5 separate regions of the Homo sapiens genome follow, and regions 1, 2, 3 and 4 are each linked to region 5. A link is a loop called in an ENCODE intact Hi-C map of the cell type or tissue named here. Cell type or tissue: heart right ventricle. All regions are shown on one strand. Links, peaks and the distances in the headings refer to the core of each region. The heading gives the core; the rest is flanking DNA. Region 1 overlaps LINC01572 (long intergenic non-protein coding RNA 1572). Region 2 overlaps LINC01572 (long intergenic non-protein coding RNA 1572). Region 3 has its middle 260 kb from the start of PSMD7-DT. Region 4 has its middle 340 kb from the start of PSMD7-DT. Region 5 overlaps PMFBP1 (polyamine modulated factor 1 binding protein 1).

Region 1 (6,086 bases), core at 602-5,601, 340 kb after region 5:
ATAAATGAGATCTCCCAAGGGAGAGAGTATTCTATAATTGTTTTAAAAAATGTAAGAACACATTATTTTAAGGCCTTTTGGAAAAAAGAACATATTTACTGTATCAAATTCTCACAAGCCTTCCAATGTCAAATAATAATCAGCATTTTAATGTATTATCTTAATTGAACATCACAATCATTTTATGGGATAGGTACTATCATTATTCTCATGGTGCATATAAAGAGGCTAAAGCTTTGGGAAGTAATTTACCTTATTCAGAAGCCAGAGTTCAAACCTAGGGCTGAGCTCTTAACTATTGTACTGGGCTGCTTTCTTAGTACTTCTTATATTAAACCAGAAACAGTAACAACTTTAACAGTCAAAGTCTTGTAAAGACTTGTGTGCAGAGTGCAACACTGCATATTTAAAGTAATTATGTAGGAAGAGAGTATGGCAGCTTTAATTTGATAGAACTATGGGAGAACAAAGATTTTAGGAACATAAAATAAGTCTGGTTTACACAAATGACAGAAATCTCCTGCTCAGTTACCTTAAATTGCTTCATATCATAAAACCATAAAAAATATCATCATCAGCAATATGGCATCCAACAGTAACTCTGTTTAGGAACTGGTTTCAGTTTTGACTCACAGAAAGTAGTATTTCCCAGAAAGTTATCATGTCAAAAGACTTAGTTTTTCTTGGGCTATATGAAAATCTAACTCAGTTTACGTATTACCCAATAAGGATCATAGCCATAGAGGGAGTTGAAAGTTTACTAAGTGATAAGAATTTGAAAATCAAGAGGATCTAGGAAAGGCTTGTAAGTAGATAGCTTTGGGTATTATTATCAAATCAAGAAACCTTATTTTATGCTTATACTTTAAAAAAAATGCTTGTGCCTTTATGTTTGTAAGTATTGATATATTGGGGTCCCCAGAAAGTATAAGAATAAAGTCAAATTAGGCAAATACATAAGCTTTAACTGAGTTTAAATTTCAAAATGAAAGTTACTGTCTTAGTCTGCTTAGATTTGCTATAAAGAAATACCTAAGGCTGGGTAATTTACAAGGAAAAGAGGTTTATTTGGCACACAGTTCTGCAGGCTGTACAAGAGGCTTGGCACCAGCATCTACTTCTGGTAAGGGCTTCAGGCTGCTTCCCCTCATGTCAGAAGTTAAAGAGGAGCTGGCATGCACAGAGATCACATGACGAGAGAGGAAGCAGAGAAAGCAAGCGGAGTTGGGGTTTGCACCAGGCTATTTTTAACAACCAGCTCTCATGAGAACTAATAGAATGAGAACTCACTTACCCCCTCACCCCCAGGGAGAGGATTATTCTATTCATGAAGGATATGCCCCCATGACCCAAACACCTCCCTTTAAGCCTCGTCTCCAACATTAGAAATCAAATTTCAACATGAGATTTGAAGGGGTCAAACAAACCAAACTATACAGTAATGAAGAGAGCAAGTGTTTGCATTACTAGCATAAGGAGTGCTTTGGAACTGAGTGGAATGTGGACACAATGTCTCTTAAGAGCAGGGATGCTGGTTCTCTGCGTAGGTATAAAATTTTACTCTGGCATGAACACACAAAAAGGCGATCTTTCTTCCTTTATACATGTGTAACTCTTAATGATGACCAGAACAAATACTAGCATTGTCACTTTACTAAATTGCAGTGTAGGTATTTACAGTCTACACTTGCATGCAATTTCAGCTTCTGAATATAACATTAGTGATTCTAATTTTATTTTATTTGCAGCTGAAATGACTTGTGTGCAATATACATGATTGGTGACCTTACTAGAATGTCCTAAAACATGCTGTGCCAGAGATAAGTTTAGTTGCCACAAGGCAACTGAAGTTGAATTTTTAGGTCATAATATGCCTGAAAAAAAGGGTTGTATCATCTTTAGTGTTAAAGATATTTAAGGCATTTTATTATTATGAGCCATATACCCATCTGAACAACAAAGATGCCTTGAGTGTTCAAGTCAATCCATAGTTTGGAAGGCCTTGGATAAGGTTCTTTAAGCTTTTCTGTGCCCAGCCCCTGCAGACTGATTAAGCCATATGCAGATTATCTTTCTCCATAAGCATTTATTTCATGAACTTAAGGAAAAAGCCAAAGTGAAAATTAAGGTTTATATCAGGGCCAAGACTGGGATGAGGTAAGAGAAACGCCTATGGTGTAAAATTTAAGGAGGCTCTCAATCCCAGGGTCATGTAAGTGCTAGGTTGACACCAGAAAGTGGGTACCTCCTTAAATTTTGCTATATAAGCACCTTCCTAGCCTCACCCTAGTCCTGGCCTTGGATTTTATTGTCAAAGGTCTTTCAGAGTCAAGGCTGTGCTATTTCAGATGCACATCTTTTTGTTGTTGTTGCTCAAAAGCTAACAAAAATCAAGTACATAATTTTTAAACTTTATATCAAAAAAGTACTGTAAAAAAATGAAATACGTAGAGGAGCAATATTAATAGAGATCTCAGCTAAATCTGAATAACAACTAATAGCATACCTGTTGGTACTATTTGCTGTGTGCAATTATATATATATTTATATATAAACACACAGACACACACATACACGCACACATATAAAATCTCCTTCAGTCCTCAACTCTGAGTTAAAGTATAATTATCATTATTATTCCCATTTATACAGGTAGGGAAATTAAGGCTTATAGATGTCAAATAAAAAATTGCTCACTGTCGCATAGCGAGTAGGAACTCAAGCTGATCTAACTCAAAACCCTAATCTCTAACTGCTATGCTTTGCTGCCTTCTAAATATTATCATTCAATATTGGTGATCTGTTGATTGTATCTCTACTATAGGCAGGCATGTACATGCTAATTGCTTATGTAAATTTAGCATTTTTCTTGTCAGAAAAACTGGTTAATAAGCCTTAGAGTACTCTCATTTTTGCAGCCTTATAGCATGGTGGACTAAGAAAGGGAAAATGAATGTAAGAAAAAGAAAAGAAAGAAGGAAAAAACAAAAGATTGCAAGAGAAAATGCATGATTTAGAGATCATATCCCTTTTGTGAACCAGGATAAAATAATAAGCATGAGGATGAGATTAGTATATGCAAAGAAGCTTCTTTAAAGCAAACCCAAAAGAAAAAGGAGGTCTCATTTATAGTGGAGCAAAAGAAAGAAAAAAAGGTTTATTAGAGGACAAAAAATGTTACTTTGGTTTTAATTTCAGCTTTTTCAAATTAAAAAAAATTAAAATAGACTTCTTTTTTCAGAAACAAAGTATCAGAACTTGTTACTTTTTCTATCTGCTGTAGAAAATACTGATATAAACCAAAACATAGGGTGAACAACGTTACAGTACTTAATTTTAAAAACAAGTTAAAGTAATAAGTGTTATTCAATTCATATAGCAAGAAGAAACACTTATGTAGAAGTAACTAAGATTATTAATGTCTAAGAAATACATGTTTCACGAACAATTTTAAGAATATGTTTTAAGAGACATAGTATTATTGGCCATGATTGTGATGTTCCAGTTTTTTTGGGAAGAGTAGATACTATAAAAGGTTAAATGCCATTTTTTCACCCCGTACCTGCCCGAACCTCTGAGCTCCTCAAACCCTTACCTCCATCACTAAGCCAAGCTCTGATACCAGTAAGAAAGTCCCTATCTTGCAACCTGCTAAAGAGTGCCCTCTTGTGTTGCATGCACATGAAATAACCTTTTTTTTTTCTTTTTTCATGAAGTGTTCTGCTTACACTGAACCTTAGGTTTTCTTTGGCATTGCAGCCAAGAAAGATAAAAGATAAATGATGCTTTAGAACAATTTTCTGGCTTTTAATGCCAGCTAAGTAAAACTATACCCCTATATTAAAGAGTTATAGGTTTTCTTTAAAAAACTTTTATAAAATAAGGTATATCCACTTCAAAAAATAATGTGCCTTTTGTTCAAAGGCTAGTTTTTAAAGAAAACAGTTTGCATAAAATGTTAGTACACTGCTAACGTTAGAATGTACTAAGAATTTTAGTACTTAGAAAAACAGGAATTTGTTCTATCAGAAAAAAATAGCAGTGACAATAATTTGCTTCTCTCAACCTCTGGAAACTTACCTAATTTCTCAGAAGTGTATTTGTGCTGAAATTTTTATTTCTGGTGACAGTCAAGATTTTGTTCATGCTTAATAAAATCCAAAAGGGAGAACATAAGAAAAATAAATTACTTGACCATAAAGTGAGTATATCTTTAAATTCCAGGGGAAAAAATGAGATATTTCAAAAGATAGCGTTACATAACATCAATATATTCCTCTAAACAGTTTTGACACAAGCACAAAGAAATTTAAAGGAATGAAGGAAATCAGTGTTTTCATTGTCTAATACACACCAAGAAATTCGAACTGTGAGACTGGTAACTCCATAAATTACCACTCTATCCTGGACATACTTTTTTCTCTTTTAAAAGAACTTATTTACATAATGAATTACAGACATAGCATGAGAAAGATTATGAAAAGCTAAATATTAAAAAAGGACTAAAAAGCATGTTAATGAATGCAAGTGTGTGATATGTCCATATATGTATATATGTTTATGTATTTCTATCACTTTGTTTAATAATTAAAGTGAATATCAGTCAAACACTTGGCTCAGAAACATGGGCAAAAATAAGATCCCTGAAATTGTCTTCCGGTAAATAAGGAGTAAAAACACTGAAGAAAGGATTAGAATTGACGAACCCACTAGATTTGCTTAACATTTTCTTCTTTTAGTTTGTTTTTAAGGTGGGGGAATGTTATTCTGCATTGTGCACATTAAATAAGGTTAACTGTGTGCAACACAGGAAAGATTAAACAAATCTGTTAAAAAATACCAACCCAAAATATAAGAGGTACAAAGAAAAAGTAGCACATATCTTAATGTTTCCAGAGTGGGGCAATGTTTAGAAATAAAATATTCTTGAAACATGTCTCTTCAGGTACTTGTATTATCTAAATCCCTTGAATGGTGTCTAAATAGAACTTAGCAAATCCAAGACAAAAACAGAGAAATGGGTATAACAAGGCCACATACTTAGAGTAAAAAAAAAAAAACAACTCTAGGTTCTATATCTACCCCTGACTCATCATTGACCTTGAAAAAGTCAGTGTTCTCCACTGCTCCTCTATCAAGCAGGAGCAATAACTCTTGCCAGAAACCACATAGGAGTGTTGATAATGGGAGGATTGGTGTGATAATGCACAGAGCTTATAGAAATTTTACTGTGCTGTGTACACTTTTGGGAAAGATCATGTGTTTTTTTGCTACCCCACAAAAGCTTAAAGAAGATAATGGATGTATAAAACATTATGTTAAATTCTGCTTAACATCTTCATTTTCATTTATCTTGATAGTTTCTTCAATCTACTGTTTTTTATAACCTCTTATGTGTTAATATTTTTATGTCTGGGAATTTCTAATTCCCTTTCTATCTCATTCTTTCTCTTTATTTGCTTTCTTTTCAGTTTTCTATTTCTAAAAAAACAAGAATTTATTCTTGTCTTGAATTTCTCCCTTCCCTCATTCTATATATATGCACAAATACTATTTTTTCTTCTACTACTTATCTCTGTTGTTCAAGTATAATAAAAGCAATCATAACAATGATACTAACACTTAATATATTTGAAAGTGCTTTGTAAACAAACGCTAATCTTATTTCAGGTATTTATTCAAGTTACTCTTAATCAGAAAAATTGTTGATAGTTTATATATCTTATTTATGACGCCCTCAAAAGGTAAAATTTTAATAGTAGTAACATTTTCAATAGTAGTAAAATTTTCATCGTGTCACTATGGAAGAAGAAATAACTACTGGATGTAATAAACCAACAATAAACTTTATTATAGTTTTCAATAGATTTCTTAGTAAATAAAAATAGAAAAAACTATTTTCTAAATTTCTTTATCTCAATTTATAGAATAAGATATATTTTATATAACCACAGGGGAGAAAAATAGAAATGTTTCACATTTCTATTTTGAACTCTATTGCTTTTCAGTGGATAACAGTGGAAATCACTTAATATATATGAAATATGGAAACGACTACCTCTCATTGTGCTCTTGGAATGATTAAT
Region 2 (6,086 bases), core at 534-5,533, 350 kb after region 5:
TTTTTAAAACTCCTCACCAAATTGGATTTTCTCGATGGTCTCTAATTTCCACATTTATCATTTAAAATTAAACTGCTCTGTGGAAAGGGGGGATAGAGAAGAAGAAGGTAGAGAGAGGCCAGACAGTACTGTATTTTTCCTTTTGACTCCCCCCTTTATGAAAACCCATAAATAATATCAGGTATCACAGCTATAAGCAGCAGGATTTTTTAAATATTAAAATTTCTAGAAATCAGGATGGAATAGTCTGTATGTGCTGGTCTGTGAATGAAGATGACAATTCAACAGGACAAAATATATATCCATAAATGAAGTTTTAAGCAAAATAAATTTGGTTTAAAAATGCTCAGTAATGTTGCAATGAGGGTGAATGATAAGACCGATGGAAAATATGTGAATGTTACAATATGCAAATACTCCAAGGAGCTATAAAGAGAGTTCAGCCAGTAAGGTATTCTAGCTTTAAAAAACAATATTTTTCTTATTCCAAAGCTCAGTGACAAACAGATGAAAAGTAAAAATTCTCTTATTGTCTTCTCATTACATAATAGCTTACTTTACTCTCTATACTTTCTTGGTTTAAAAATTAATTGTAAAATTTCATAGAGTCCTATAGCCACAGGACTCACTTCTTGGCAGCTATGGCAAATCCCAAATAAGTTCTTAAATCTCCCATAGATGCCACCGAAACAGCGGAATCAACCCATGGAAACATAAATCACTTCAAGTTTAAGTATATATCCTTTTAGATAATTTTTTTTGTCCTTTGGGTATAAAAATTAAAATTAAATTTCAGTTCTATAGCATAATACGAAAAGGCTATATTTTCTCAAGGCTGCACAGTTGAGACTCACTATGGCTAACTTATAACTACAGCACTGGCAGGATCCAAAGACATCAGAAGAAAACTAATCAGTACATATGTAGAGATGCTTGAAAAGGCTAAAGGTTTAGTGAAATGTCAAATGATCCTCTGATTTCTTCCTTTTGGGAACTTCCTCAGCAATATAGTCTTACCTATATCATTTCCCTTAAGAAACAGAAATGATCTTTCAAATCAGAGAGTTTAAAGGAGTTGAAAAGCTCAGCCATTTTATAACAATATTTCATTTAATCTTCATTCTTTTGTTTTGGAATTTTGTTATTGACCTAATTATTTTTAAACGTTTCAATGATCCTTTAAAAAAAATCTGCCATTAGTTGCTGTGCCTTTTCTGTCTTTTTTTTTTTTTTCAGGTAGAAAAGTACTGTTGTACATATACCTATTCTTTCCTTTCCTACTCCATATAACTAATAGCCTCCCATTTTAATGAAGTCTTTATTCAAGTAACATACATATTGAAAAGTGCACAAATAAAAAATGTATGCTATGAATTCTCACTAGCTGCACACACTTGTGTAACCAGCATTGAGACCAAGCAGCAGAATGTTTTATTAGTTACCCAGAAGCTCCCCTTTGCTCCTTTTTAGTCACTACCAACTCCCTCAAGGGTAGTCTCTGTCTTGCTTCTAGCATCTCAGATAATTCTGCCTACTTCTGAACTTTGTATAAATAGAATGCTCTAGTATGTACTCTTTTGTGTCTAGCTTCTTTCACTTAAAATTATATGACATGAATTCACAGTGATGTATGTAGTTATAGTTTGTCCATTCTCATTGCTGTAGAGCAGGGACTGACAAACTAAGATCAGATCTGGCCCACTGCCTGTTTTTGTATGGCCTGTGAGCCAAAGATTTTTATATTTTAAAAAAATATATAAAAATCAAAAGAAAGATATTTCATTACATGTGAAAATTATATGAAACTCTGGGTACATAATAGGTGCTCAGTAAATATCGGCTTTATATAGGTAATCTAAAGAGTTAATTTTAAATATATTCAAGAAGCAGCTTTACTTTGTTTTCATATCAAAAGTCCTTTTCAATTTGCCCTATCAACATCTCCCTTCTCTTCAACCCTGAAGACTGTGGTTTGTAAAACTATTTAGCTCACATTCACTCTTCTGTTCCTTGTCTACTGTGTTATGTTCTGTACCTTACTCCTGAAACAAAACAAGTCTTCTGCTCTTTAAATTTATTTCTAAAAGCTTACTTCTATTAGAAAGTCTGTATCTAAGCTAACTTCATTAGATTTAAGTAGATAAAAGCTGGAACTGAAGAAATGAAGAAAGGGGATATGTTAAAACTGATGCATTGTCAGGATTTTCCCAGTTTTCTCTTTTTGGCTAATTTAGAATTCACAGAGTAACAGCTTATATCTGTTCAATTAAAGGGTCAGTTAAAGAGCTGGCACCTCAAAAATGTTTATCAGTCTGTGTTACGTAATTAAATATGGAATCTATTCAGACAAACGTTAAAAATCAGTCCAGGGGAAAGGAAGAATTTTAATAAATTTTGAAATACAAATCCTAAACAGTTCTTTTTGAGGATGTGATACTTTATGTCATCACAAGAGACTGGAGAGATTAGAATGAACTGGTTTAAAGTCTTAAAATCTAAGCCTGGAGGCTTTCTTTAATCTGCATGCAAGACTGTTTAACACTGTTGCAACTGCAATTAAGTACTAGACTGTTTTTGTTTATTTCTTTACAAAACTGCTTTGTTAGTTTGTAAAATATTCAGACACAGTCAAGGTTATGGGTTCTCTCAGGATGTCTATGTAAAAGGAGATACAATGGGATAGGGAAGCTTTAATTATGGCTGGGTCCTTGCTCTCTGAGTGCCAGCTTTAGACAATCACTCTTTCTGTGGACTCTACGTAGTGGCTTTTTTTTCTTTTAGCTGTTTAAGAATCTGAAGCATCCTGTGGTTTATTGACTATTGTAACCACATACTCTGCCACTAATGTTCATCACTCCTGTTTCTCCTGACTGCTGCCTCTTGAGGAGAATGAAAGGTGGAAAATGTGACACAGTAGTCTCAAATTGTATGACTCAGTTTAAATACCGAACAAGAAAAAAAGTGTCTTAAACCACCACTAGAAACATTTTCCTTTCAAATGGAACTGATCTTTAAAACCCAGTTCAATCCAGCAAACAGGCAAATAATTGCTAATGTAGACACTTTCAGAAAGTATTGTGGTATACCAGAGGATCAGTTTTCTATAGGATGATGAAAACACTTCTAGTTCTTTGTGATACTTGCTGATCTTATTCAAATTTAATTTTATCCAGCTTCAGTCAATTCTTACCCAGACTAAATAATGCCACTTAGATTTTAATCTTTTCTTACTCTTTAAGTTTGCCTTTTAATGAACTATTTTTAGAAATGTTCTTCCTTCAATGCAATATTCTCTTCACACATCTTTTACAAGCAATTTTTTTCCCTTAAATCAAAAATCTACCATGAGTTCTATCCCCTACCCCTAAAACTACTTATGGAATTTATTTCTATTACAATTTTATTCTTTCCATTACTTCATCGGTTTCATATACTTGGTGGATTTTAACATTTTAAAGGTATACACACTCACACCCACACCCATGCATTCTTCACAATACCACCCTGAAGTAGAAGAGACAGTATGGCATTTTCATTAATTAAAAGTGGAAACAATGAAGTCCGACTGCCTGGGTTTGAATTCAAGCTATGAGGCCTTAGGCTATTTACTTAACCTCTTTGTTTTACTTTCCTCATTAGTAAAATAAGAGATAATTATAGTCCTAGTTCATAGTGTTGTGGTAAGAAATGAATACTTGAAAAACATAGTGTAGTGAATATTAGCATAAAAAATTAACTATTACTATTATTATTTTATAAATTTCCCCAGATTATAAAGGTAGAATGGCGAGTAGGTATCTTCTCTTCTCTATAGCCAAAGGGATCTTTTTAAAACAGAAGTCAGGTCAGGTCCATCCTCGATCAAAATGCTTCAATGGCTTTCTGCCTCATTCAAAATCAAAGCCAATACTAGGCCCTACTTGATCCAAACTCCCTCATCCCCAACCTTCTGCTCATTTCCTGCTATTCATCTTCTCTCTCACTCTATTCCAGCCTTCATTCACCTCCGTGTTGTTCCTGGAATGTGTCAAATATGCTGTCACTTTCAGGCCCTTATAAGTACTGCTCCCTCTAGCTGAAACATTCTTTTCCCAGAGTCAAAAACTTTTCCTGACCACTCATTATAAAAGAGCAATCACCCTAACCCCTGGCACCCTATACCCCCTTTACCTGATTTATTCGCCTCTATAGTACTTATTACCACCCAACATAAATAACATAAATTTACCTTTTGGTGATAACAGAATATATAGGGCTTAACTAAATATAACGATTGCTAATTGAAAATTTCTCCTATTACTTTATTGTGCTGGCTTAGAAAACAGTGACGTACATTAGCAAAGCCTTTCAATTTTTAAGATTAATCAGGCAGAATCTTCATAGTCAGATGAATCTATGTAATACATTACATTAAATGGGTTAGATCCTTTCTCACAGAAATTAACAAATAATTTTGAAGTGTGTTTAAGGCTTATATATTATCATATTAGTAGCTCCTTCAAAAGACAACAAACACTTGACACACATACCTGTTCTAGTAGTGAACTTCAACAAAGAGAGTTTTCTCTGTGAGGAAGGCTAGAGATAAAAGGGAAAAGAAAACCGGCTTCTACAGGAGGATCCTGAAAATGTTACCTCCCACTTTTTGAAAAAACCCTCTTTGAGGATTTTTATAGGCATAGAGACTTGGTTTAAGTCTGTCGTGTGTGTGCCCTTTGACTTAGAAAAGGGATCAATTGAAATAAAGATATGTGTCCTGATTCTCATCGACAGATGAAAGAGCAAAACATTAGGCTAGTATCACATCTAGGGAAGAGAGAAGAGAGAAATATTAGAACACAGGTAAAGAGAAATAAACAACAAGAGAAGAAATAGTTGTCCTGTGAGGCTTAGCCTGTGGGCTTCTATATACCTAGTACCTGAAATATAGAGGTATAAATCAAACACTTATTAGCTAGCCCCACAGGAACAAACTGATTAAGTTTACTTACACTGCCTATTCTTTCCTTCGTTGTGATCTTTGAGAAATTTTACTACCCCTCTTTCTTTTGGGATTTTTATTGTTAAAAGAAGCTGTATGTATGGTTTCTGGGTCCATTAGCAAAATATTTTTGTTTTTATTTTTATTTTTTTAATTATCACATATTTCAAGCATACAAAGAAGTAAAAAGAATAATGCCACTAACACCTATATAGCCATCTAGCTTTGTCAAATTTAACATTTCTATGTTTGCTTAATTTTTTAAAAAAGAACATTACAGTTGCAGTTTAAGCATTATGGAAATCCTTAGTTTAAGCATTATGGAAATGAGGGACCTCATTTCCCCAGCTTCCTCCCTCTCAGGATGTAAACTGTACCCTGAATTTAACGTTCATTATTCCCATGAATGCTTTCCACATTTTAGAAGTTTATATTAATGCTAGCATACTGCAAACACTCTGCAATAATATTTTCATGCTCAACATTATGTTTTAGAGTTTTATTCCTAATGATACATGTAGTTCTAGTTCATTTATCTTAATTGTTATATGTATTCCACTGAATGAAAATTCCCAAATAGATTCATCCCTTCTCTGATGGACGGACAATTAGGCTTTCCGGATTTTTCATGATTATTAACAAAGCAGCAATGAACATTAATCTTAACTTTTAGTGTGGATATACAAGAGAGTTTCATGAAGACATATAAAAGTATGTTCAACTTTTCTCGATATTATCAAACTGTTCTTCCCAGTAACTGTACCTGTATATACTATCACCTGTAGTTTTTGAGTTTTTTCCCCACATTTGTGCTTACAAATATTTTCAATTCTAATTTATTTTTTGTTAATCTGATGAGTACGAAATAGTATCTATAATAGGCATTTATCATTCTTTTAGGCTGCACAGTACTTGAATCTCATTGCAATGATTAGAACTAATTTGTGGGGAACCATCATCTTTATAATTTATAAACATAGTTTCTCTGACCATATATTCAGATTTTTCAATTTTCAGTAAGGTTTATCATGTATTCTTTAAAAATTTTGTACCTTATATAGATATATTCCTTTATATTTAATGTCTTTTATTGTTATAAATGGCA
Region 3 (6,086 bases), core at 575-5,574, 1.8 Mb after region 5:
ATTTGTGTGGTGGGAGCACTAAAATCCACTCTCAGCAATTTTCAAAATAAGACACATGATTATTAATATAGTCACCATGTTGTACAATACACCTCTTGAACTTATTCCTCCTAACTGAAATTTTATGTTCTTTGACCATCTCTCCAACCTGCAAGTAGGCACCATTCTATGCTCCAATGAGTTCAATTTTTTTAGATTCCACATATAAGTGGGGTACTGAGGTATTTGTCTTCCAGGTTCATCCATGTTGTCACAAATCACAGGATTTCTTTCTTTTTTAAACCTGAATACTATTTCATTGTGTGTGTATGTATGTGTGTGTGTATATATATATACACACATACATATAGAAAGTATATATACATACAGAAAGTATGGTGTGTACATATATATCCATACCTTCTGGATTAATTTACCCACTGAGGGACACTTAGTTTGATTCCATGTCTTGGCTACTGTGAAAAATCCTGCAATGAACAAGGAAGTGCACACATCTCTCTTCAACATACTGATTTCATTTTCTTTGGATATACACCCAGTAGTGGGATTGCTGGATCATATAGTAGCTCTGTTTTGAATGTTTTGAGAAACTTCCGTCCTGCTTTCCGTAGTGACTGTGGTCATTTAGATTCCCATCAGCAGCTCCAGCACAATGTTTCCTTTTTGCCCCCACAACAGGCAGAAATCAAGATATAAAGAGAAACATGGATAGAAGAGATGCTTTCCCCTTTCCTCCCTCATTAACCCATGGCTGCCTCCATAAATGGAAAGAAGACTGGATGTGAGCATTCTATGATGTTTCAGACACTCACTGAAAATTACATAGTTAAAATAAAGACCAGAGTTGATGCTACCATTTCTGCCTGAAGCTTATCCTGAAAGTAGCTCTGGGGAAAGAGTTCTCTCTCTAGGATCCAAAAGTCATGGAGGTAGGTTTGACGTCCTACTATGTCCCACTACTTGTTGCCTCTAGGTTGGGAATTGTCATGTGGTTTAGGTGCCTTAAGATTCTTCCAGTGTGAGATGTGGGAAGCTGCTCCTTGTGACTTGCTCTGCCTTTTTCCTGGTGCCAAATACCATTCTCAACCTCCAACCTCCCACTCCAGGCAGCACATCCTGTCTTTGGACAGCCCGCCATGCTAGTGTCTGCCATCCAGTAGTCACAGGCCATCTTCCCGCAGGTTCCCAACAACCTGAGAGGCTTATTAAGGAGACAGCAACAGAGACTCAAAGAGGTTAGTAATGTTGCTTTCAGTCACAAAATCAATTAAGGGGAGAGTCAGGATGCCTATGCTTTCAAGTTCGACTGGCTCCAAAGCTTGTCTTCTAAGCCCACAATGCTATTTCCTTAAAAGGACAGAAGGTTCTCCCTTCATCAGGAGCTCATTCATTCATTTTCTTCCCCCTGAGAGCCTCCATGTCCCAGCCTGGAGTTGGGCATGCTGCATAATCTCACCCTGGTCTCCTGGAGATAACGTTTCCTCCTTGCTCTCTTAGAGTAGGCAGGAGAATATGATATTTACAAGAAAGTGCTTTGATGGGGGTGTGGGGATAGCTTGGATTTGAATCTCAGGTCATCTACCTATTTGCTGTAGGACCCTGCACTATACTTCCTTATACCTGTTTCCACACTCTTCAAGTTGGCATAATAATATTCTATTTCATGATAACATACAAAAATAAGTTTTGATTCTAAACCTAGAATATAAAACAGTGCCTGGCACAAAGAATAATATATATACACCTACTAAATAAAAACTACACTCCTTCTCCCCCAAGATTGTCGTGATAGAAATGCATCATTCAGGGAGCAAGAAAAAAAGACCCCACCACAGTTCAAGATGCCACTCAAAGCATAACACTCAGGCCATGGCCTATTTGGTTTCTACATCAGGTCTGCCCCACCCACCTTTAGCTTTCAGTGGACTAAAGACAAAAAGGGTCTAATGCATTCCTGGCGGTTTTTCAAAGCATGGCAGAAGTGAGTCGGGTTTATAAGATTAATTCTTTTCACTCTAGGCAGTGGGTCATATCAGAACCTTCACTCAACCAACTCAGTGGATAATCTCCTTTTATTACTTTCAATCAAACTAAGTGTCTGCAATCTGTACAATGGCCACCAATTTAGTGGGAAACAATAATTTGTAGAGCATGATTATAAAAAGATGAGATAGAACACAAGGTCCAGATAAGCATCCTGTAAGTTTGTTCCTATCTCATTGCATAGAAAGCTTTTATGACCCAAACTACATTAGGGACATACAGCTGTTCTGCTATGCTAAAAATCAAAGAAAGAAATAGACATTGTTCACAGATCAGTTTCTTATTTAAATAAGAGAAACAGCCTATTGGTTAAATTCATATCCTTTGTCATACTCACATGGAGCGATCCATCGCTCGTACAAGTTAAACATGAAAAGATTTCATTGTATAAAAACCAGAAGCTTCTTTTAAAAGATAATAAAATTCTAGTTACACAACTGGACAACATCACAAAGCCGTCTGGATTGTGGAAACCACTCTCTTCCCGTGATGGATAATAAGGCATGGGGTTTTGCTTGCTTTGATTAATTTCAGAATATTGCAGAGAACCCGCATAATCCCTAAGATAGCAAAGGAGAGAAGGAGAAGCGATGGGCAATGATAAAAGCGTAGTAATGGAGCAGGAGCTGTGTTTCCTCTGCTGTAGGAACGCTCCCCTCTGCACCGCCGCACCCACCCTCCCCGCAAAAAAAGAAACCAATTTCATTTTGGCAAGTACTAACCACAATAAGAGTCGACACACAAAAATGTCCTCTGGCTCTGGGGCTTAAATTATATGCACCGAGGCCGAGCAATGCAAAACAAAAACTATGAGATGTCTCCATGACTGTGATCAGATATATAACATAGCTGGAAAACGTACATTTCCCTTTTTTCAAAGCACAGCAGCCATTATTTATACAAGTACTGAATATGGAAAAGGCTCTGACAAATTTACAGTGGTGTTTGGATGGATGAGGATGGTGGATGATGGATGAGGGAGACGGAGGATTCCCTTATTAAAGCATCAAATTCTTCCCTAAATATCAAATAGACATCTTAGCCACAACTGCACTGCTTCTTGCTCAAAATTACATAAACCAACCCTGTTAAATGTTTTTCTTTAATAGGAAAAGGCAGGATTTTCTCCTAATAAATATTGTTAATTTGGACTCTGGCATTACGTACCTTTCCTTTTTTGCATAATGTGGACTTCAAAGTGTATGCCTGTCAAACAAGAATAAATGTGACAATTCACAAATATAAATGAATGCCAGCAAAAAACTGAGGCACAATCTCAAGCATGCTATTTTGTTCTAAAATTTTAGTAAATAATTTAAGTAGATATAATCTTCCAAGTGTATTTTTGGTGTCTTTTTGACAGGACAGAAGCTCTGAAGGGGCGGAAACTCACCATTCACTATACGATTTTTTTATCCTGTGCCCAGATTTTAAAATATACAGAACGTTAGAAGCACTGCAGTGCCCACTAGTGGACACATCAGAATCACAGCTGCCTCCTGTCCTCTTTCAATGAAAACCAGTCCAAAGGCATTCACCATAGTGGAGTAAAAAACAGGAAGAAAGAGTATGAAATAAAAAGCATCTGCTTTAAAACCCGTTTGCGTGACCATTCACTTCTTATTTTATCTTTACAATGATAACAGAGGCATGCACAAAGAGAAAAACTTTCTTCTGCGAGGCTCAACTTTTCTATCATTTGATCCTATTGTAAAGTCAATGGTACACAGAGCTGTATTTGGCGGCACTGAAGATACTCTTTAAATGAATAAAATGCTCTGTGTTTAATGACTCTTGACCTGGAAGGAGTTAGGATATAACATATAAAAGTTCGTCTCAATACAAAGAAGTGCGTCTTTACAAATTCTAACCAATCCTACTCCAATCAAGTTACCCCTTGTTACTTGGGGTAACCCTTGCTCTGCAGCGAATTGTTAGCACAGTCTCTTTTAATAGTGACAGATCCTGTCTACTCATACCCTGTAATGACATCACTAGAAAAAAATCTTTGAGCATTAGCACAATGTACATGTAATCCAACAGCAATCTGATTATAATTTACCAGAGAACAATGTTTACACATTGCAAGTGTTACTGATTCCTTTTTTAAAAAATGAAAAACAAGCCTCATTTTGTATTTTAATGTTTCTGTTTAAAAACAATGGTGATTAAGTCCCATGAAAAATATATTTGACAGATAAATCAAAAGTTATTACTTTAACTTGATTTCTAACTAATTCGTTGATTTTTAAGCAGTTTTATGAAGTCTGATTGAGAAGAAATAGGAGACATTTATAAAACACCATCCATAAAACTGTAAAACAACAAAACATTCCTAATTCAATTTGACCCAAGACATCTTATTTAAAAGCATGAGTCTGTTAAAAGAACTAACACAAGCCATGGAAACTAAGGCTATAATTGTTTTTAAGATTCTAGAAGTACATAGAACTTAGGCTAGATATTTTATTCTAACACATGTGAACTGGAGATATTATAGCTTATCGGCAAATCATCTGGGCTTTACTGCTTACTTTATCTTATAGAGCACTTTAATGGGCCTAATCTGCATTTTGGAGAAATGAGGAAACAGTGTAAAGACCAATGACCCTCCCCAGAATTTATTCCGCAGGTCCAGTCCCCTGCTTTGTTATACCTTCTCTAAAAGGTCCCTGCCCTGGCAGCTTTCAAATCCATTAGAAGCCTACAATAAGGTACCATCCTACTGTAATAAACAGTGTCATGGGGTGGTGGGGAGAGGAGGGAAAATTAGAAAGTGGTCAAAGATAGTCTTGGGAAAGCTATCCTAAGAAAGAACATTTGAGGAAAATCAGCTGGGCGTGGCAGCATGCGCCTGTAGTCCCAGCTACTCAGGAGGCTGAGGCAGGAGAATCACTTGAACCTGGGAGGCGAAGGTTGCAGTAAGCTGAGATAGTACCATTGCACTCCAGCCTGGGCAACGGAGCAAGACTCCGTCTCAAAAAAAAAAAAAAAGAAAAGAAAAGAAAAAGAAAAAGAAAACCAAAAAACTAGCATGTTCACTTTTCCTTCAGCCCTGTAAGAGTAGGGAGGACAGTGATCTTATGATTCTGGAAAATTCAATAGGGGGCACGTAGGCGGTGTGTAGCTTCCTCCCCTTTGCCTTGCTTTTGCATTTTGTTCTTGGTTCAAAGCAATTAACTCATCAGACATTTTCATGGGCTGTTTCTGGTAAGGAATAAGTGTATGGAAATAACAAAATACATATGAGGGGAAAAGGGCACAGGGAAAAGTCAGTATATCTCCTAACAGCATTCCCCAAGTTCCCAAAATATCATTCCCAACTACAATTGGAGTTATTTGAAGAAACAAAAACAGACAGTAAATAAACTATGATAAATACCAAGAAATTAGTCTTCCTACCTTCAGGAAAAAGTCCAACAGGGCTTCTATGAAATGAATCAAATTTTGCCTTGGCACCAGGCTACAATATCAGCACCAAAAATAGGACACTTTTGCTTTAAAAAAACTGCCTCTCCTTTTTCAATGGCTTAAATTACCTGAATGTGTTTGCAATTGGTGGCAGCTGTTTGGCTAACGTATGGTATGGATTTTTTGATATATTTAAGGGATTCTTTTTTAACTAATCAGAGAATTCTCACCAACACCACTCTATGTGCTTTAGCTAACCTCTGTTTTCAAACACTCCATTAAGAATATACCTTCTTGGGATGTCTTCTTGTACTCTAATTCTTCCTGTACTATATATAATTTTTACAAGCATTGTTCCTCAAATTGTCTTTTATGGAATACTAACTGCAGATTTCAACAGGTATTCCTCAGAAAATGAGGGAGCTCAACGGACAGGTGAGTTTGGAAATCATTTGCTTAAACAGTTTGTTTACAGGTAAGAGCCTTGAATACACTAATAGATGCTGTCAACCTCCAGTAGGTTAGACAGAGTATGTCCTTGGACGTTCATTTCTAAATAAAGCACAGATTGGAAAATATCAACTTCAATCCATATAGTTCAATACCATAGTAACAGTAACAATAATAATGGT
Region 4 (6,086 bases), core at 585-5,584, 1.8 Mb after region 5:
AAAAGCATGATGAACCGGATTGCTTATTTTACACACATCTGATAGCCAGATACATATGTATGCAGTTACGCATGTATATTTCTGGCACACCATTAATCATCAATGACAAAACCATGTTATCAATCCACCTACACCGAACATTAAATATTTTAATATTCATATAAATGGCATCAAATATATACACATGATTTTGCTTTTTAAATTAAGAGACTTTGGTCCTTAATGGAGATATTTTTCACTGGGCCTTTCCATTCCTTCTTAGCCATAGTAATATTTAAATACACTGGTACATAAAAATCTGCAATAAATTCTACAACACGACCCCAAACCGTCCAGTGTCTGAATTTTTTAAAAGGAGCTAAAGCCACAGCGTATGAAACATGAAATGGAAACATCCCAATCCCTGCATGCGTGATCCTGGGGTTGTCCACCCGTTAGTAAAGAGGCACTGAATTCTGCAGCTGCTTATCAAATCAGGTTTATGTTTCTGGAATGAGTTCCTGCTGCTGAGTCTGAATTTGTAGACAGTCATGAAAAAAATATCCTCTAAGACTGATCTAGCTCAAAAACAAAACCTCTGGAAAAACACGTAAGTTTTACCACACCCATGTACACCTAGGCAGCTAAAGAGTATGTTAACACGATGACCATCTGTATGCATGCAGACACAGGCTAATATATTTAATACATTTACTTGTATTCAGACCACATGCATATTAAATGTCATGCCTAAGTGTCAGTGATAAGATCCACATATGGGGTATATGTGTGTATCCTATCAGTAACATATATTCAATAATTTGTATGTTTACATTAGCTAAAGTACATTATCACTTTTCTTTTTTTGCTTTTTGCTAAAATAAGTCTGGAAACCAAAAGGGAGAAAATACTTGAGTATAGAAATAGTTCCTTTAATCAACTCCCCAGTTGGATATGTGGGGTAGGAATTCATTAGCATAGGCTTTTTTCCCTACTCATTTGTTAAACCAGAATGCTGGAAAGAACTAGAAAAGACTGCATTTCTCTTACTTTTCTTAACCATGTAAAACAACCCCCTAGAAGAGGTCTAGAATGAGCTTTGTTTCTTTTTTCAAATGGGTCTAATGTCCTTTCTCCACCACCTTCACACACAGACACAAAACCCACCGTGTGGGTTCACGGTCCACATCTGGCTCCCACGCAGAGTTGTACATTTGCAAGCACATCTTAAATATTGTGAAGCCAATTTGGACTTACTAAAAAATCTATGATACGAGTGAGAAATCATGCTAAATACGAGCCCTGGTAACTTTATTTTTAATGATGACTTTCAAAAAAAAAAAACAACAACAACAAGGTAAGGGAGAGAGATCAGCAGGGTGAATGTAAAAATTGTTAATCTTAAATTTCTACAAACCCAAGTGTCACAATAAGCATGTATGGTGCATCAAGCATAACAAAAAGAAACGAGATGGTTGGGTTCGGGGGGTTAGGTCGGGGGGGGGTCCCAGGCACTTGCTTCCTTGAACCCTCTGAATACATTTCACAATTCATCAGTTTTTGTCTTTCCTGCCACAAATGAGGACAATCAGACCAGACACCCATTAGATTCTTCATGCAATTTTTTTTTCTTGTTCATGACATGTTGGCAGGGAGGATGGCAATTCTGAAATCTTACCAAATGAGAAAAATGTCAGAAGCTGAACTGACAGCTAGTGGTTACTATGGTGATTGGTGATATTGAAAAAATATAATAAAATAAGACTCAGTTAATTCAAAAGGAATCAAGTTGGGTATTTTTAAGCCAGTTGATACAGATGAAAACTTAATCCTGATATTGGGACATTATCTTTTTGAGCTAACAGCCAAAGACACCATTTAGCTTAAATAATAACTAAATACACAGCTCATAATCTTGTGATTAAAAATAATAGAAAGAAACAGTATTGATAAATGGAAGTCAAATATTATTACCAAATGACTATCAGGGAAATATAGATTATATTCAGTGGAAAGAGGATTTTGTTCGGAGGAAAAAAATTAAAGTTTTAGCAAAATATTTTTAAAAAGAGAACATGGAAGCCTCACAGATAAAAAGGATTCTTCAGGGACAACTCAGATTCTATTAAAACACACACAAAGACATACACAAACATGGTGATTTCATCTTCAAAGTTCAACTCCCCCCAAAAAAGAAAATCCATTTTGATTCTAATGGTTAACATATCCAATCTCTTTATTTAAAAAAGATATTTAACAGAGAAAGCTTCATCATGAGATTTTTAGAAATATATATACATATATATATCTTCTCCATACCATCATTTCTCTTTTTGGTTGAAACCCAGTGTAATATTCTGACTACTTAAAGTGAGGGACCCTCATTTAATACTAAGCAAAATAATAGTAATAATAATAAAATACATATTGGCACCTTTTTCTAACATCAAGCAATGACAACTCTTGCTGGTTCAATCGATTGGTGCTATTATTTTTAGGTTTAATGGTTTTAAATGAAGGAAACAGAATATCATGAAAATCATATTTATAATTCACCAAAAATTATGCAATTGTTCATCCCACAGGTAATATACATGAAACCGAGAGGTGATTACTTTTTATAAAGAGAGTTTGAAAACAGTTAATAAAGAAGATGCAAAGTTTGTTAGGGGTTCAGCCAAGAAGAACCTATTGTATCTGAAAAATCTTTGACACAGAGTAAAACTTTTTTAAGCCTTCTCTTCACAACGACACTAAAATGGTATAAGCATAATGGATTAATAGGAAAAGTAGACTTAGGAAGACCAGAATCAGCTCTCATTTTGAAACAGTTGCATATTTTATCCATATGCCATACTCCCAGATCTAGTCTATATTTTTTTCATTTGATATAGGGATATTAAATTATCTACTGTTTCTTTTTTTTTCTTTTTCTTAAGTCAAATCTTTTGAGAGTTACAGGTAACTAGCGAAAACAAGATTGTTATTTATAACCTCAAGCTAGTATTTAATGCAAGAGGGAGGGGGGACATTATCAAGGAAGCTGCTCAGAAGAAAAAAAAATTAAGTCTTATTGGTTCAAGGAAGCTCTTCTCCACTGGACAGACTACAATGCCATCTACTGGAAAAGTGAAGTTCAACGTCACTTGAAACAGCAGAGCTAGTTTAAAAGGCTGATAGATGTAACTGGAAAGACATCCAGTCCTACATCCTTCACTGTTCAAAAAAGATAAGATATATATATATATATATATATATAGTTGTGGAAACATCAGTTCCTATTATAGATCATTATGTTCTTCCTCTGAGATCTCCTCCCAGCATTTTGCTTCTTAATTTCCAGCGAAAGCCTCTCTTTTTTAGCTTCTTCCAACTTCTCTTGAGGACCAAGTTAACAACACCCAGAAAAATAATCACCAGCAGCGAGCGACCTTGGGGTCCTTTTCTGCAATCTCTAGCTTGTGATTTTTCGCAAGCAGTTTGTGTTAGCATTTGCTCTGCAAAAGGTTTTTTTTTTCTTTTTTAATACCTAAAATCACAATAGGAAAGACTACCATCGTGGTCAGGAGCAGGTGGAGAAAAAAAAAAAAAAAAGCAGACACAGATCAAGCCCCCGGCTTCATAAGCACAAAGTCTCTTTTTATATGTTCTTATGCGGTATGGGATGGAGAATCTAAGGTCCCTTTTAAGAATAAGAATTCACCGAGGTTTTGTAAGCCATTCCCACATTTCCACCGGCATGTCCTTTGCTCATTTGCACGCTTCCCTTTCATTCTGGTTGGTTCGCCCTGTGATTTTTAAAATGAGAAATGGGAAGGAGGTAGGGTCACCATTTTCCACTCTCTAGATGAAGCAATTCCAGTTAAGGCAGGCAATAGTTAAGAAGCAAGAAGGGACTATCACTGTAATTAAATAAGAATTTGTTTTCACTAGTACTAGCAAAAAGAGAGTAAGTTCCTGCCTAAAAGCTGCTGCCAATATTTTCCATGTATAGGTATAAGTGTAAGTAAACAGCGGGGATTCTCAGCCTCCACAGTGTTGACATTTGGGGCCAGATAATTACTGTAGGATGGTGAGCAGTGTCCCTGGCTTCTACCCACTACTTGCCACTGGCGCACCCACACACACACACACAGTTAAAGCAATCAACAAGGTCTCCAGACATTGTTAGATGTCCCCTGGGGAAGGAGGGGGGCAAAATTACACCCTACTGATAACAACTGTTATAGGATCCTAATTTCAATTTTATATACATTAGTTCTCACCAGTCTCTATCTGGCTTTGATTCATGGTGGTGTGTGAAACAACATTTTTAAAGGAACTAAGAACATGGTGGAATCGGCGTGAATGGGAGAGTAACAATCTCCATTCTACACGTTCCATTACTTCAGGGCTGATGAGCATTCCTGACCTTTCCAAAGGCCTCCCTTGAAAGTTCTCCGGAGGAAACAAAAGGAAGAGGTTGGCTCATGGAAGGTCGCTGTCAGATTTGCCCCAAAAAGCAAGGGAAAAATTTTGCCATCAAAATGAAATCTTCCGGCAGGCAGAGAGGTTTAGATGGGGGATGGGAGAGAGGGCTGCGGAGCTATTTTATTCAAAGTGTTTAAATTAAGGGGCTTCACTATTCAAAGGCAAATAATAAACTGAAAAATAGGTCATCTTTAAATGAGAACTCTTTTTTTCCCTATAACAGGAAATCTGAACAGGAAAGTACAACATTTTAATTTCAGGATTTGACGTAATTTGCAACTTCAATGTGGAGCTTTTAAAAATTATCACTCTGTAAGAAAAGATGAGATTGGGATAAAAGTAAGAAAAGAAGTTAGAGTCTGGGGAGACACAGGCCTTATATTCAAGAGGGCTAGTGAAGTTAAAATTGTAGTGAAGTTCAGGCTTAGAGCAGTGTAGCTCTGTATTAACCTGAAATGCTTCTATCTAAGAGTAAAATCTCTCAAGTCTCATCCCAGAAGGTGTGTGCAGTCTCCATTTAAATGTCTCCAACAGAACACAAAATAATTTTGCAGTAACTGATCTACTGTATTAGATGTGCCTGGTCTATTTATTTCTGTTGCTTTTTAACATCTACCAAGAATATCAAAGTTTGCTTGGTGAAAAGTTTTCAGTCGGATAGTAATCTTTCCAAAATACCTTGAAAAATGTAAACGACATGTCTCTGCACCCCTTATTTACCAACCCTTTGATGATATAGGCGAGAAGAGTATGAACACATTTTTAACACTTGACATTTTCTAATATTCTGAAATCTTACTTTTCCATGTCACAGGCAAAGGGTATGTGGCATTGGGAAGGAACTGAATACAAAGTACTACATCCGCTCTTCAAATATGCAGTCCCTGGTAGCACCTTCTATAAGACTGGTGGCTTTTGTGGAGTGTTTCTTTCTTTAAATGAGCTGGACCACACATACTCACTCATTCAGAATAAGTCTATAGATGAACTGTCTCTGTATTTTTAAAGAAACTCAGCTTGTGCGGTCCGCTGATATCTCAGAGAAACAAGGAACCATTTTCACATAATGGATGGGGCTGCAGTGCGGAGCAGACAAGCCCCACTGGAAAGAATTCGGTCTGTCACGACATGCAGGAGAATTCTCTTATGTTTCTGCATCAGGTTTACCTAAACTAAGTTGATTTCCAGGGCAGAATTCATGGATTATGTCGTATTGGACCCAGGAAGGTTTGAAGGTTTGCTGGTAATGATCACACTCACACACACACACACACACACTCTCTCTCTCTCTCTCTCTCTCTCTGCCCCCCCCCCCCACTCTGCCCATGGTTACTGCTACTCTAAGCAGGCCCTTGGAGTCCAAAGAGAAAGTGTCTATAGCTTCACTGTTCCATTTTTATCTGTTTAGGAAATATTGATGTTATTAACCACACTTTTAACTGTCAGCATCTTGATATATTCTGGATATTTGCTAGGGTTCCCACTACTTAGTTGGTGCTATATGTGTGTGTGTGTGTATACATACACATATACATTTTAGATGGAGATGGGATATATATGTGTGTGTGCGTATGTATATATAAAGTTAAAAAAGAAGCTGGCTATTATCTGTTAAGATTGTCCAAGAGTGTGTATCT
Region 5 (5,000 bases), core at 1-5,000:
GCCACCTCCAAAATCTCAGTTTTAGGCCTTCATACCTTCACCTCCATTCTCAAACTGGTAACACTCCTCGCATACCTCCCTCTTAGTGGACCCAGCTTTGACCATGAGGGGAAGCAAGACCACAGGCCCCCAGATGAGCAGGTGGAACAGAAGGGCTCCTCCAACCTGGCCTGCTCACCTGATGATTTCATGAAGAGATGTTCCTTGTTTGTTCCTTCACTTGGGATCTGTTAGAGCATCTCAGCCCCTGCCCTAAATAATCCAGTCTGCCTTTCAGTGCCTGTTCCCTGCTTAGCACCCTTGACCTCTGAGAACCATGAGAGCAGGAAGGAGCAAAAAGACTACTAAACTCCCTTTGGATTTTTGGTGAGAGAACTAAGGCCCTGAGAGGTCAAGTGATATACCCAAGGTCACATAGATGCAGATTCGAGACCTGGGGGTCTTTCCAAAGCACCAGGCCTTTCCTGGGCTGATCCCCCTATCAAGGGCTAAAGCCAGCCCTGGCTCCCTGCTGACCCTTCTTGTCAGCTCCCAGGAAGCAGCCAGGGTGGTTTAAGATGACTTACTCCTTTTCGCCACTCAGCTTGGCAATGTATTTCACCTGCTCTCGGAGCTGGTTTCCTAGTTTCTCATTGGCGACCCTGTAATAAAATCACAGGAGAAAACAGCAGCCAGTCGCCAGCCTCCCGCGAGCAAGGGTGCAGCTGGCTGAATGGGATGCTGGGTTCTCAGCAAGACTGCTGCTGCATCCCACGTCCCCCACGCATCACCCCGTCCGCAGAGCTAAGGCCTTCCTAGCACCTGGGGATTCAGAGGACTCTCTGAACTCAACTCCTATGCAAAATCCTGTGAGCCCCAGGTGAGTTCAAGGGAATGAGTTCAAGGGGGCCAGGCAGTGAAGCTGGATCCTGGGATGGGAGGAGGATATCTGAGCCAATGTCCCCCTTCCTTCTTGCTGCCGAGCAAAGCACCCCTTCCTTCCTGCCATCGCTGTTTCCAGCTCAGCAGAGGGCTTTCCAGGCCTGCCTGAAGGGTTGAGCCCTCCTCTCCATCTTATTTCCATCCCTTGGGTGTGGGCTGAGACTGGATCTGTTTTCCAGGAGTGCAGGGGTGTGTGTGACTAATCTTTGGCACGCATGTGGCTCCTCGGCTCAGTCCAGGCCTCGGACCCTGCCTCCCTTTTTCCTCCCATACTCACTTCTGCTGTTTTGCCCATTGCTCCAAGTTGGTCATAATCTGATCATTCCCTCGGTAGAGCCTACAGGTGTCTTTGGGCACAGACCACTGGGGCAGGCAGCAGGGCTTGGGTACAAGAAGAAAACGAGACAGTCAGAGGTGGGAGCACAGGCCTGTCAGCCCTCCTTCCGAGTCAGGCCTCTTCTATCTCCCTGGGAAAAGAAAACTTGACTCTGCTGTCCAACCCGAGGCCAGAGTTGTGGAGTTGCCACCAGACCTCCCCCTCTGGCTTGTGCGGGTGGCATCTCACACAAAGGTGACATCTCTGAGAAGGCACCATTTATGGCAGAGACACGTAGATTTGTACACTTATAATCACGGTTTTCAGTGTGAAGGCATTAAAGTGACTCCTAAAAAAGAAGTATGCTAAGCCAATTTTCCAACAGATGGAAGAAAAACATCTGGAGGAAGAGGAAGAGATGCCTTCTTTTTCTCTCTTCTTTTTTTTGACACTCTTGCTCTGTCATTCAGGCTGGAGTGCAGTGGCATGATCACGGCTCATGGCAGCTTAACCTCCCCCCCGGCTCAAGCTATCCTCCCACTTAGCCTGCCGAGTAGCTGGGACCACAAGCATAGGCCACCATGCTCAGCTAACATTTAAACTTATTGTAGAGATGAGGTCTTGCTATGTTGCCCAGGCTGGTCTCAAACTCCTGGACTCAAGCAGTCCTCCTGCCTTGGCCTCCCAAAGTGTAGGGACTGCAGGCATGAGCCACTGTGCCCGGCCTAAGATGCCTTCTTTGTAATTCGAGCAAAGGCCCAGTGGCCACCTGAGCTGTCCTGCGGCCTCCTGCCATGAACTTCACTGCTCAGGGAGGTGGGCCTGGGACAAGCCCAGAAGGTCACTTAGTCCATTCTACTGTAGGGTCCAGGGCTGCCAAAAGTGTCAGGATGTACTCTGGAAGGGGACCCAGTGGACTAGGTCAGGGGTAGCTGGTGTACCTGACAGTCTCTTCTCTAGAATGGGGCCTTCGCTCTGCTCAGTATCTATCAACAAAGCCACAAGAACACAGGTGGGTTGAACCAGCAGCTGTGGCTCTTGCTTTGTGCTAAATGGAGGGGGTGACCTTTCCTTTGCTCCCAGGCTCTCCCACCCCCACCAAGGGCTGTCTGGCATTTGGGTGGTCATAGGATGTGCCTGGAGGCACTGAGAGGAGGCACGCAGAAGCCAAGGCATGCCCACCTCCTTATCGTCCTCAAGGAGGTTCTCTTTTAAGGCGGCCATCTCCTCCTGGAACTCCCTGAGCTGCTCCTCTTTGGCTGCCAGCATCTTGAGGTCATTCTGGTGTTGCTTCTGCCACTGCAGCACCTGGCAGCTCATCTCCTCTAGCTTCTTGTCAAAGGCGTGCACCTACTCAGGAGAGCAAAGTGAGGAGGGGGACTCCAGCTGGCCTCCCTGACCGCAGGACCCACAAGGCCAGAGGGTGCTTCCTGGGCCTTGGGATACGTGTTGGGGGTATTTTCTTCTCAGTGGCCAGCAGAGGGCACCCATGCTCCGATCTTTGCTGCCTCTGTCTGAAGTTCAGGGAGCCAAGAAAGTGGAGGGAACCTAGCAGCCCAAGGGAATGACTTAGTGCTAAATAATTCTGGATGCAAGAGGTGACCTTGTGGACCCCTACCAGGAAGGCAGCCCAAGCCCCTGGCAGCTCCTCACCTCCAGCTCACTCTCCTGGTGGAAGCCCCGCAGTTTTCTTAATTCCGTATTGAGCTTTTTCATCCTTTCCTCATAAGCAATGATTTCCTCTTCCAGCTGAGCTTTCTTCTCTTGGGTCTGTGTCAAGCTTTGCTGCAGGCTCTTTGTCTCTGAGGTCACGTGATTGAGCTTCCGGAAAAGACAAAGAGGACGAATGGCTGTCAGAGACTTTGACCCTCTCTGCTGAGTCCTGAATGGAGGAGGGTTCCAGTCCCTTCCTGTCCTCTGCCCAGGGTGACACGGACGGTCACCTTGCCTAGTCTCCCAGAGAGGGGTGGGAAATGACAGTGGTTGGTTTTCTGCACCCTGCTTTCTCCTTCCTACCCACTCCCTCCATTTCTTCTCTTTCCAATCCCATGAATTGATGGGCCAGCCATGATCAGCACAGGATGGGGCATGAATTTCCCTGACAATCCAGACTTTGGGAAAACCTTGCCCCCGAGTCACCCATGGGCAGAAAGGCTTGCTAGATTTGGTTTTGATCTTTGTCCTCTTCCTCCGCCCTCCACCCAACTCCAAGCCTCACAAAGAGGAAGCAGGCCTTCTCTGCACAGACATCCCAGCCCACACAAGGGTTTGAGATGGCCCCATTGACAGTCAATAGGCAGGAAATTGGCTCCTGTGCTTCTCCCGCTACCTTGACGTTTCCTTGCCTGAAAACAGCCCTGGAGACTAGAGGGTGTGGCCTCACCTTCTCGAGGGCTTGTGTCAGGTCATCCTGGCAGGCGGCTGACTTCCGGGATAATGCATCATAGGCTTCTTTGGTGATGGTAGTCTGGAGATAGTGCTTCTCCTTCTGCAGAGCTTTGTCCAGCTGGGCCTGCAGGCTCATTAAGGACTCCTTCTGAAGGGCTATCTTTAAGGAGGGAGAGCAGAACTGTCAGGGTGCCAGGTCAGGGTCATAGAGGCATTCTCTGTGCCTATAGGAAATGAACAAGAGCCAAGCTCTCTCCTGTCTGCAGCAACCTGCAGAGTCCGTGTTAACACTCACATCTTCACTTCACCACTGTAAAAGGTAGAGCTGTCTTTCCAGGCTCTTTTGCACCCCTCAGCCACATCTCTCTTTCTAGTTAGCATTTCCCTCAAACAGCAGGAGTACCAGCGGTGCTGGGGCATGATATGCCAAGTACACAAAAAAGTCCCTTTCACATACTCTGCAGCCTTTGATAAAGACCTGGAATCCGATTTGAGGTTAGTGGACATGATAACAACATGTCCTTTGTGTTTTATGCCTCACTTAGTTCCTGATGTAATTCACTAGACTTGATGTGCCAGAAAGCAGGACTGTGCCTGTGTTTTGTTTCCTGCTGTTTCCCCATTGCTGTAACTCAGGGCATGGCACATGACAGAGTTTCAGGAAATGCTCAAAAATGGTCTTTGTTCTGTCACGTGAAATATTGCATTTTTGGAGTTAGGGATCAATTGATCAACATGTTAGGGAACATGTAGTTCTGGTAGAAGTGTGTTTAAAAACTGAAGTCTGTTTTCAACATCGTAATGAGTATTCATGGTATAGTTAAAAGGAAGTTGGGATCTGGAGTCAGAAAAATCTGGGTTGAGGTCCAGGTTCTATCATTTACTTATTTCTCTAGCCTCAGTTTCTGCTTCCACAAATTGAAATCATTTTAACTGTTTCGTGGAGTTTTTATGATGATCAAATGAGGTGATATGTGTAAAAAGGGCTTTGTTTTACTATACGACTATGAGTTACTGTCACAGACACACACAGAAACTAGCCTTCTTATATACTTTAAGTACAGGACAGAGATCTGCTTCTGAGTCTGGAAGCCAGAGGGAGACCTCAGAAATTCATATGCCTGACTTGTATTCTTTGGTATTCTAGCACACCTGCATCTGAAAGTGGCCATGCACACAGAAACACATTCTTTTGGGTTTTCTTGTTTTATCTCCAGTAACTGATCAGTGCTTCAAGTTTATTACTTTTTCAGATACAATTTTGAGTACCTCTGGCCCTGGGAATTAGTGAGATGAAAAGTGGTAAATTGGACTTCTGACACCATATTTTACATGCCCTGGTGGTGAAACTATTCCTAAAGATGAAATAATTTGG

What was found. Hi-C counts contacts between places; a loop is a spot of excess contacts. Peaks named below come from ENCODE experiments on the same cell type or tissue, not always from the same donor. Only the 100,000 strongest peaks of a DNase experiment are listed, where the experiment ranks them.
Region 1: a loop joins it to region 5, with 8 times the contacts of the local background. A loop is called at or near these places in 57 of 110 quality-filtered maps.
Region 2: it touches region 5 in a loop (5-fold over the local background); 57 of 110 quality-filtered maps call a loop at or near these places.
Region 3: it touches region 5 in a loop (8-fold over the local background); 14 of 110 quality-filtered maps call a loop at or near these places.
Region 4: a loop joins it to region 5, with 3 times the contacts of the local background. A loop is called at or near these places in 27 of 110 quality-filtered maps.

The regions. Positions count from the first base shown.
Region 1 is chr16:72,463,690-72,469,775 of GRCh38, forward strand. All of the region lies in intron 6 of LINC01572 (long intergenic non-protein coding RNA 1572), which reads right to left. The region is part of intron 1 of LOC124903718 (a long non-coding RNA gene); the gene reads left to right. Among named protein-coding and RNA genes, the nearest start is that of LINC01572, 200 kb to the right of the region's middle. In heart right ventricle, for the core only: a CTCF peak has its summit at 3,656 (motif pointing left); no DNase peak of the experiment used is centred there.
Region 2 is chr16:72,471,847-72,477,932 of GRCh38, forward strand. All of the region lies in intron 6 of LINC01572 (long intergenic non-protein coding RNA 1572), which reads right to left. All of the region lies in intron 1 of LOC124903718 (a long non-coding RNA gene), which reads left to right. Among named protein-coding and RNA genes, the nearest start is that of LINC01572, 190 kb to the right of the region's middle. In heart right ventricle, for the core only: no CTCF peak of the experiment used is centred there; no DNase peak of the experiment used is centred there.
Region 3 is chr16:73,953,276-73,959,361 of GRCh38, forward strand. No RefSeq gene overlaps it. Among named protein-coding and RNA genes, the nearest start is that of PSMD7-DT, 260 kb to the right of the region's middle. In heart right ventricle, for the core only: a CTCF peak has its summit at 3,521 (motif pointing left); a DNase peak (open chromatin) is centred at 3,516.
Region 4 is chr16:73,875,728-73,881,813 of GRCh38, forward strand. It overlaps a transcript of ZFHX3 not described here. Among named protein-coding and RNA genes, the nearest start is that of PSMD7-DT, 340 kb to the right of the region's middle. RefSeq lists a silencer at 2,923-3,217. In heart right ventricle, for the core only: CTCF peaks have their summits at 3,110 (motif pointing left) and 3,314; no DNase peak of the experiment used is centred there.
Region 5 is chr16:72,122,348-72,127,347 of GRCh38, forward strand. PMFBP1 (polyamine modulated factor 1 binding protein 1) reads right to left here. Exons shown (of 21, transcript NM_031293.3): 15 at 3,621-3,785; 16 at 2,891-3,058; 17 at 2,420-2,587; 18 at 1,199-1,302; 19 at 567-641. Among named protein-coding and RNA genes, the nearest start is that of DHX38, 31 kb to the left of the region's middle. RefSeq lists enhancers at 2,485-2,594, 2,605-2,664, 3,209-3,710. In heart right ventricle, for the core only: CTCF peaks have their summits at 2,704 (motif pointing right) and 2,904; a DNase peak (open chromatin) is centred at 2,724; H3K27ac peaks cover 581 bases.